2 separate regions of the Homo sapiens genome follow, and region 1 is linked to region 2. A link is an interaction called in ENCODE POLR2A ChIA-PET data of the cell type or tissue named here. Cell type or tissue: K562. All regions are shown on one strand.

The links. ChIA-PET counts read pairs that join two places held together with the same protein. Peaks named below come from ENCODE experiments on the same cell type or tissue, not always from the same donor. Only the 100,000 strongest peaks of a DNase experiment are listed, where the experiment ranks them.
Region 1: POLR2A ChIA-PET joins it to region 2 with 5 read pairs; 3 of 35 experiments call an interaction of 5 or more read pairs at or near these places.

What each region holds. Positions count from the first base shown.
Region 1 is chr1:155,752,767-155,757,766 of GRCh38, reverse strand. GON4L (gon-4 like) reads left to right here. Exons shown (of 32, transcript NM_001282860.2): 26 at 444-587; 27 at 690-809; 28 at 3,279-3,392; 29 at 4,353-4,563. Among named protein-coding and RNA genes, the nearest start is that of DAP3, 66 kb to the right of the region's middle. In K562, no CTCF peak of the experiment used is centred here; no DNase peak of the experiment used is centred here.
Region 2 is chr1:155,831,651-155,836,650 of GRCh38, reverse strand. All of the region lies in intron 2 of GON4L (gon-4 like), which reads left to right. Among named protein-coding and RNA genes, the nearest start is that of GON4L, 23 kb to the left of the region's middle. RefSeq lists a silencer at 2,019-2,313. In K562, no CTCF peak of the experiment used is centred here; DNase peaks (open chromatin) are centred at 1,940 and 2,250; H3K4me3 peaks cover 1,400 bases.

The sequences.
Region 1 (5,000 bases), 79 kb after region 2:
GAAAAAGGCAAGGACTTTTCAGGCTCACCCAAAGCATAAAGCACTGGGATAGGGAGGGATTGCTACCTGAAACCGGAGCCTGTCTGATCTTCACAGGCTCAGGAATGCCATGGATGTGCTGGAAGGGATGTTCAGCGAAGGAGGTTCTGGGACCTGGGAGGGGCCTTACCTCCTTGCTCTGCTTGGAATAGTGCCCTAGCTGGAGATCAGTAGGGTGGAGTGGAGAGTGGAATCATTAGGAATCAAATCCAGTATTAGTACCCTTCCCCTATAGGCAGCTAAGGAGGAAGAGAAAGTTTTAGTATTCTTTGTTACCAGGCAGAGTCTCTGTGTGTTTCCCAGTTGACTGGGAAAGCAGAACATGGAAGTATGTGGGATTGATTGGGAAGGGCAGCCTAGAGAGGCTCTGGAGACTTCCTCTTTCCCTCTGTGACTCTCCTCAGCTCAAGACACAGATGTGGCAGCTCCTCAAGGGCCACGACCACCTGCAGGATGAGTTTTCTATCTTCTTTGACCACTTGCGCCCAGCAGCTAGCCGGATGGGTGACTTTGAAGAGATCAATTGGACTGAGGAAAAGGAGTATGAGGTATAGGACCTAAGGCTGCTGTAGCCTTATGAAGGGGGAAGGCCACACGTGGGAGGGATATTGGCCTGGTGTCTGTGCTCAGCAGCACCAACTCCTTCTCAGTTTGATGGCTTTGAAGAAGTGGCCCTGCCTGATGTGGAAGAAGAGGAGGAGCCTCCCAAGATACCCACAGCCTCAAAGAACAAGAGGAAAAAAGAGATCGGGGTCCAAAATCATGATAAGGTATTTTCTTTGTTTATTTGTTTGTTTTTGAGACAGAATCTCGCTCTGTCACCCAAACTAGAGTGCAGTGGCGTAATCTTGGCTCACTGCAACCTCCACCTCCCAGATTCAAGCGATTCTCCCACCTCAGCCTCTCAAGTAGCTGGAATTACAGACAGGCGCCAGCCACCACGCCCAGCAAATTTTTGTATTTTTAGTAGAGATGGATTTTCACTATGTTGGCCAGGCTGGTCTCGAACTCCTTACCTCAAGTGATCCACCCGCCTCGGCCTCCCAAAGTGCTGGGATTACAAGTGTGAGCCACTACGCCTGGCCTAAAATCATGATAAGGTATGCCAAGTTATTGAAAATTATCTATGTTTCATGAATCAAGCCTTGCGTTTTCTCACTGAACATTTCTGTGGCTTACTATGGCCCAAGGTTTCTAGTTCAAAGGCTCTAGGATCTGAGACGATCACGGAGAACAAACCAAAGGTCAGGCTGATACAGACATGCAGAGCCTTTGGGAAAACTGCAGTTGTTGCAGGGGCCCCAGGATTCCCTAGTTAGAAGGATTTGTTTCTTCCCCTTTTCTGTCTAGCTCAGAGTTATTACCCTTAATTCAACTTTTTTCATTTTTGCTCATGTGAGAAAATAGAGCCAATTGAGGATGAGCTTGTTATTAAAAAAATAAAATAGAACCAAGATTCCCCATATTAATAATAATGATAGCAGCTAATACTTAGTTGTATTACAAAGTGTCAGGCATTCTGGGAAGTATTTTAATGGATTATTGACACATTTAATTCTCACAGTAATCCTATGGAGAGATTGCTCTTGTTTGCATTTTACAGAAGACATAACTGAAGTGCAGAGAGGCTGTTGTCAGGGTCTCATATTTAGTAAGTGGTGGTGCTAGGATATGAACTCCTCAGGTAAGCCATCTGTGGAGTCTACTGGTTGTCACTGCTCTTCAAGCAGTATTTTTTTTTTTTTTTTTTAATTCGTGTTTCCTGACCAAGCGTTTTTTCTCTTTTCTGGGGAGAAACTGCTTCTTAGTAGCTGTATGACCTTGGGAAACGTATTTAACCTCTCTTTGTTTCAGTTTCTTCATCATAAATTGGGATGATAATGGTACTTACTTACGTCTTGGGTTTATTAAACAGTGTCACTGAGTAGGCTTTCCATGGGTACAAAGTTCTCTCTGAAGGGGATTGGAAGAGATGGGAGAGCTGAAGTCACAGAGAGACAGAAACAAAGACATTATATCTCATGATGGAGCTCTCCAGTGATTTTGCCTCAGATTATGTCTGACTTAAATATTTCTTGAAACATCTGGGGCAATTGGGATATGTCAGTCTTTAGGTCATTTAGGGATTGTTTCAGGGATTCATAATAGGCCTTAATCTAGTTTGGGCTATTGATTTCCCCAGGCGATGTGAGGAGTTGATACATAAAAGAGGATGGGGTCCGGGCGTGGTGGCTCATGCCTGTAATCCCAGCATTTTGGGAGGTCGAGGTGGGTGGATCACTTGAGGACAGGAGTTCAAGACCAGCCAGAGTAACATTGCGAATTCCTATCTCTACTAAAAATACAAAAATTAGCCATAGGCTAGGTGCTGTGGCTTACACCTCTAATGCCAGCACTTTGCAAGGCCAAGGCGGGCGGATTACTTCAGGTCAGGAGTTCGAAACCAGCCTGGTCAACATGGCGAAATCCCATCTCACTGAAAATACAAAAAAAATTAGGCTTAGTGGCATGCGCCTGTAATCCCAGCTACTTGGGAGGCTGAGACATGGGAATCGCTTGATCCCGGGGAGTGGAAGTTGCGCTAAGCTGAGATCACGCCACTGCACTCCAGCCTGGGAGAAAGAGCGAGACTCCATCTCAAAAAAAAAAAAAAAAAAAAATTAGCTAGGCGTGGTGGTGCGCAGTCCCAGCTACTTGGGAGGCTGAGGTGGGAAAATCACTTGAGCCCAGGAGGCAGAGGTTGCAGTGAGCCATGAATGTGACACTGCACTCTAGCCTGGGTGACAGAGCCAGACCTTATCTCAAAAAAAAAAAAAAAAAAAAAGCATGGGGAGAGGGTGGGCTGTGTTGTGTTCATATGGCTCACAACTTTAGCTTCCTCTCTTGGTACCAAAAATACGGCCAGGCACAGTGGCTCATGCCTGTAATCCTAGCACTTTGGGACGCTGAGGGAGGGCAGATCAAGAGGTCAGGAGTTCGAGACCAGCCTGACCAACATGGTGAAACCCTGTCTCTACTAAAAATACAAAAATTAGCTGGGTGTGGTGGCGCATACCTGTAATCCCAGTTACTCAGGAGCCTGAGGCAGGAGAATCCCTTGAACCTGGGAGGCAGAGGTTGCGGTGAGCTGACATCGTGCCACTGCAACCCAGCCTGGGCCACAGAGCGAGACTCTGTCTCAAAAAAAAAAAAAAAAAAAAAAACAACTTGGCAGCTAATCAAGCCCAAGTATCTCCTAGGAGACTGAATGGCCAGATGGGGCCAAGGACTGTGCCTGCTCCTGCCATGAAGGAGGTCCAGATTCCAAGCTGAAGAAGAGCAAAAGGCGGAGCTGTAGCCACTGTAGCAGCAAGGTGAGGAAAGTATCAAGGGTCCCGAGGGTATCAGAGCTGCTGGGGGATTGTTTGCTACCAAGAATTGTACCTTACTGAATTCCTAAAAAGGCACATATATAAATAACATTCAGTATACACATATGTGTACATATGCAAAATAAATGGAATCTGCTAGAAATACGTGATAGATTTTGTTTTTTAAAGAGAATTCTGTGAGTAAAGCTTTTGGAATTGGAAAAACAAAATACCAGTTAAAATATTTCCCTCAGATATTAGAAAATGAAATAAACCTCTGTCGTGAAAATAGTCTCTACAAGTAATCCTGGTTCTCTAGAATGGAGTTGGTTGGCAGGAAAAACACAGTTCTTGGTGAGAGAAGGAGTTGTGGAATCCAATACTCTATTCGGGGCCATTTAAAATCCTTGGAGCAGGGAGGCAGAGGTTGCAGTGAGCCATGATGATACCACTGAGCTCCAGCCTGGGTGACAGAGTGAGACCGTGTTTAAAAAAAAAAAAAATCAAATCCTTGGAGGAATAGCTGGGCAACAGGGCACTCAGGAGGCTCAGGTGGGAGGATCACTTGAGCCCAGGAGTCTGAGGCTATAGTGTACCACCATGGTCATGCCTGTGTAAACAGCCACTGCACTCCAGCCTGGGCAAGATAATCTGTGTCATCTGAGACCCTGTCTCTGTCTATCTTTTCTTTTTGTTTGTCATTTGAGACAGAGTCTCACTATGTTACCCAGGCTGATCTTGAACCCTTAGGCTCAAGTGATGCTCACACCTTAGCCTCCCAAGTAACTAGGTTTATAGGCATGTACCACTGCACCCAGTTGAAACTCTGTCAACAAAATTGTTGGAGCAGACATGCATGTGGGTTGACTTGATGAGCATCAGGCAGGGCTTCTTCCTTTGGTGGGCCCCAACCAAAGACATAGGCAGTCAGAACACCTTTGACCCGGAAGACCATCCCTGCAGGTCTGTGACAGCAAATCCTACAAGAGCAAGGAGCCCCATGAGTTGGTGGGCAGCAGCCCCCACCGAGAGGCTAGTCCTATGCCTGGTGCTAAGGAAGCTGGGCAGGGCAAGGATATGATGGAAGAGGAAGCCCCAGAGGAGCGGGAGAGCACTGAGGCCACCCAGAGCAGGACTGTCAGGACCACCAGAAAGGGAGAGATGCCTGTTTCAGGTGAGTGATTTGCCAACGCAGCCCTTCTGTTCCTCAGTCTCGTTATCCTGTACTCCAGACAGGAACCTCCATGAGCCTGGATAAATAGCCTTTTCAGGGATGGATATACCACCTCTTTCACTGATGGACCCATAGGAAGCCCTTCTGCTGTTCAGGCTTTTTCTATCATATGGCCTCACTCCTCTTGCAGAATTAAGAATGCCACAAATTTCATGCAATTCAACATTGTCTTGTGTTTTATTCCAAAAACCCTTCCCCCTGTCTCCAAATCTAGTGTAATCTACATCCTAAAGACTGGGCCGTTCTCAGCTTTGGCAGTAGGACTTTATATCTTTGCATAAGTGACATTATGCCCCCCACCTCCACCCAACTCTTTTATTATTTATATTTTCTTGTAGAGATGGAGTCTCACCATATTGCCCAGGCTAGTCTCAAAC
Region 2 (5,000 bases):
ACTAACAACCCAGAGACACTATTCCCCATTTCCTGATTGATTTGAAAAGGTAAAGGGAGAGGAGAGTGAAAGAGAAAGTAAATCAGTTAAAGAACACCACATCGGCCAGGCGTGGTGGCTCACGCCTATAATCCCAGCAGTCTGGGAGGCCGAGGCGGGGGGATCACGAGGTCAGGAGTTCAAGACCAACCTGGCCAATGTGGTGAAACCCTGTCTCTACTAAAAATACAAAAATTAGCTGGGTGTGGTGGCAGGCACCTGTCATCCCAGCTACTCGGGAGGCTGAAAGCAGGAGAATCGCTTGAACCCGGGAGGCGAGGTTGCAGTGAGCCGAGATTGTGCCACTGCACTCCACCCTGGGTGACAGAGCAAGATGTCGTCTCAAAAAAAAAAAAAAAAAACGAAAACAAAACACACATTGAGGGGGAACAAAGGGGACACTCATCTTTTCGTGGAGGCCAAATGGTGCCAGTCAGTCTTTGGGTTCAAGCAATTCTCATGCCTCAGCCTCCCAAGTACCTGGGACTACAGGCGTGCACCACCATGGCTGGCTAATTTTTTGTATTTTTAGTAGAGCCGGGGTTTTGCTCTGTTGCCCAGGCTAGTATCGAACTCCTGAGCTCAGGCAATCCACCTGCCTTGGCCTCCCAAAGTGCTAGGATTACAGGCGTGAGCCACGGTGCTCAACCCAATCAGTCTTAATTTAGGGTCTGGCTAAAGGTCTCCCTCAGTTCCTTTTGGCTTATTATTGGTCTCTTCATGGTCACCAAGGAATGACGCAGGTGAACCCCAAATTGGGGCTCAGCCCAGGAGCATTCTTGGCTTCGCACTGGAAGGAATCATGAATGGGCCAACAGTGAATTGAAAGTAAGTTTATTAGAGCAACAGAGGAAGGGAAATGGCTGCTCTGTAAGAGAAGCAGCCGCAGCAGCAGACCTGCGGATTGCTGGCTAGCTGTATGTATACAAAGACAACATGGAAAAAAAATGAAACGGTGCCAAATGCCAAAATACCCAGAGTATCCAGGCATCAGCCCATGAGGGTCCCCATACCAAATGACGAAAATCCCAGAGCACCTAGGGGGTGGCCAACAGTGACCCTCAAAAGCATGAGACCTGTATAGCCATATATATATGGGTATACTTTGATTATATGCTAAAATAAGGGGCAGATTTTTTTTTTTTTTTAATTGATCATTCTTGGGTGTTTCTCGCAGAGGGGGATTTGGCAGGGTCATAGGACAATAGTGGAGGGAAGGTCAGCAGATAAACAAGTGAACAAAGGTCTCTGGTTTTCCTAGGCAGAGGACCCTGCGGCCTTCCGCAGTGTTTGTGTCCCTGGGTCCTTGAGATTAGGGAGTGGTGATGACTTAACGAGCATGCTGCCTTCAAGCATCTGTTTAACAAAGCACATCTTGCACCGCCCTTAATCCATTTAACCCTGAGTGGACACAGCACATGTTTCAGAGAGCACAGGGTTGGGGGTAAGGTCACAGATCAACAGGATAAGAATTTTTCTTAGTACAGAACAAAATGAAAAGTCTCCCATGTCTACCTATTTCTACACAGACACGGCAACCATCCAATTTCTCAATCTTTTCCCCACCTTTCCCCCCTTTGTATTACACAAAACCGCCATTGTCATCATGGCCCGTTCTCAATGAGCTGTTGGGTACACCTCCCAGACGGGGTGGTGGCCGGGCAGAGGGGCTCCTCACTTCCCAGTAGGGGCGGCTGGGCAGAGGCGCCCCTCACCTCCCGGACGGGGCGGCTGGCTGGGCAGAGGGGCTCCTCACTTCCCAGTAGGGGCAGCTGGGCAGAGGCGAAGGGGCGGATTTTTAATGGATTTTCTGGAAAAGGGGCGAGGACTTCCCGGAACTGAGAGTCCCTCCCCTTTTAAACCATATAAGGTAACATCTGGGGGTTGCCATGGCATTTGTAAACTGTCATGGTGCTGGTAGGAGGTTCTTTTAGCATGCAGATAAAAGGAGGGCAACAGGAGGTGGCTTTCATCACCATCTTGCTTTTAGCTGGTTTTGGCCAGTTTCTTTGATCAGCTCCTGTTTTGTTCAGCGGGGTCTTTCGAACAGTGCTTGGAAAACAAGTCCTGCTGATCTCCTACCTCAAATGGAATGTGAGGTGACAATAGGGCCAGCAAGCAAAAATAGAAATCTGAGATTGAAGTTTAGTAAGAGGCAAGGACTAGAAATGTTCAGTGTTAGTCATGGTTCTTCTCCATGGAAACAGACATGGAGGGGGAAGAGCAGTGGATTGAAGACAACCTTGCCTTGAGGAAGAAGATAACAGAGAAGGAACAACTGGAGAAGTAATAGTAAAAGTGAAAAGAGGAAGGAGAGCTTTAAGAACAAGGTACTTTAAAATGTAAATTTAAAATTTAGTAGCAAAGGAGGGATAAGGATAATACCTGAGAAAAAGGTTACATTTGAAGATTGATGATCTTGGAGAGTAGATTCAGGAGTTTGTTGGGGAAAGGACATTATATGAAGCAGTTAAAGAGGAAGGAATGGGGCTGGGAACAGTGGCTCACACCTGTAATCCCAACACTTTGGAAGGCCAAGGTGTGAGGATCTTGTGGCCAGGAGTTCAAGAACAGCCTGGGCAAGATAGCTAGGTTCCATCTCTACAGAAAATTTTAAAAATTAGCCAAGTGTGGTAGTGCATCCCTGTAGTCCTAGCTACTCAGGAGTAGCTAGGGGGATAGCTTGAGCCCAGGAGTTCAAGGTTGCAGTGAGCTCTGATCGCACCACTGCATTGCAACCTGGGTGACAGAGCAAGACCTTGTCTGTAAAAAAAAGAAAAAGGAGGAGGAATGAAACCCCAGAGATTTTTCTTTCTTTCCTCTCCCCCATCCCCCTCCTCCCCTCCTCCCTTCCTCCCCTCCTCCTCTCCTCCCCTCTCCTCCCCACTCTCCTCTTCCCTCTTATCCCCTTCCCTCACCTCCCCTCCCCTTCCTTCCCTTTTTTTTTTTTTTTTTTTTTTTTTTTGGAGACAGAGTCTCGCTTTGTTGACCAGGCTGGAGTGCAGTGGTGTGATCTCGGCTCACTGCAAGCTCCACCTCCCGGGTTCACGCCATTCTTCTGCCTCAGCCTCCCGAGTAGCTGGGACTACAGGCACCTGCCATCATGCCTGGCTAATTTTTTGTATTTTTAGTAGAGATGGGGTTTCCCCGTAGCCAGGATGGTCTTGATCTCCTGACCTTGTGATCTGCCCGCCTCGGCCTCCCAAAATGCTGGGATCACAGGTGTGAGCCACCATGCCTGGCCTTCCTTCCTTTTTTTGCAGTGGGAGAATGGGTGAGAAATAGCTAGAGAAGGCAGCGAGATTATTGCATATTTTTTCAAGATAAGTTGTCAGAAGGAACTGGAGGAAATTATAAGATTAAAATGCTAGAGAAGGAATGGATAAATAACTATGGGTTCATAGTCACTCAGTTATTGATAAGTGTAATTAAGAGATTTTAAAAATCAGTTCACAGATATCCGGATTTAAATAAACATTTATTGTTTAGTATTATCTGTGATATCACTCCCCTTCATTAATCTGGAGAACTGAAAATTGATTATACTACTTTGCACTTTAATTAGTTGTATATACAAGTAATAGCAATAAAAGTACACTATGAGTGTCTCTCCAGAATTTTTCTTCAAGTAACTTTTTTTTTTTTTTTTTTTGCCAATCAGATAATGTAACACAAAACAGAGAGGAAGAAAGAAAGATTGACAATTCACATATATCTACTTTGGAAAATATTGAAAACTTTAAAGGAGAAAATAAAAATCACCCGTAGCCCTGCTGTTTAGTATGTGTTTTTGTTGTTTTACTTTCTTTTAAGTAACATTTTAGTTTTCTGATTATGAAAGCAGCAGCATCATATACACTGTAGAAAAAATGAAAATACATAGAAAGATAGTTGGATTATTTTCAAGTATTGACATTTTGTTACAATTGATACCTTTTTGTTGTTGTTATTGTTTGTTTGTTTGTTTGTTTTTGAGACAGAGTCTCGCTCTGTCACCCAGGCTGGAGTGCAGTGGCATGATCTTGGCTCACCACAACCTCCACTTCCTAGGTTCAAGCAATTCTCCTGCCTCAGCCTCCCGAGTAGCTGGGATTACAGGCGCCTGCCACCACACCTGGCTAATTTTTGTATTTTCAGTAGAGGTGGGGTTTCCCCATGTTGGTCAGGCTGGTCTTGAACTCCTGACCTTGTGATCCACCTGCCTCGGCCTCCCAAAGTGCTGGGATTACGGTGTGAGCCACTGCGCTAGGCGCACCTTGCCGGGCAATACATTGTTAAATCATGTTTCTTTTTTCTTTTTTTTTCTTTCTTTTTTTTTTTTTTTTTTTTTTTGAGACGGAGTCTTGCTTTGTTGCCCAGGTTGGAGTGGAGTGTAGTGGCGTGATCTTAGCTCACTGCAACCTCCACCTCCCGGGCTCAGGTGATTCTCTTGCCTCAGCCTCCCGAGTAGCTGGGATTACAGGCATGTGCCACTGCGCCTGGCTAAGTTTTGTATTTTTAGTAGAGATAGGGTTTCGCCATGTTGGCCAGGCTGGTCTTGAACTCCTGATCTCAAGTGATCCACCCACCTCGGCCTTCCAAAGTGTTGGGATTACAGGCTGGAGTGCAGTGGTGTGATTTCGGCTCACTGCAAGCTCCGCCTCCTGGGTTTGCATTGTCCAGCCTAAATCATGTTTCTTGACTGCAGGTATTAGTGTTTAAACCTTTTCTTTATTTATTTTTTTTAAAGAGATGAGGTCTCACCCTGTCATCCAGGCTATAGTCCAGTGGTACGATCATAGCTCACTGCAGCTTCTAACTCCTGGGCTGAACTGATCCTACCAAGTAACTGGCACTATAGGCAGGAGCCACATCATCCAGCTAAAAAAAGCTGCGACTACAGACCTGCACCACCACACCCAGCTTTTTTTTTTTTTGACTTTTTGCAGACACAAGGTCTCTATAAGTTGCCCAGCATAGAA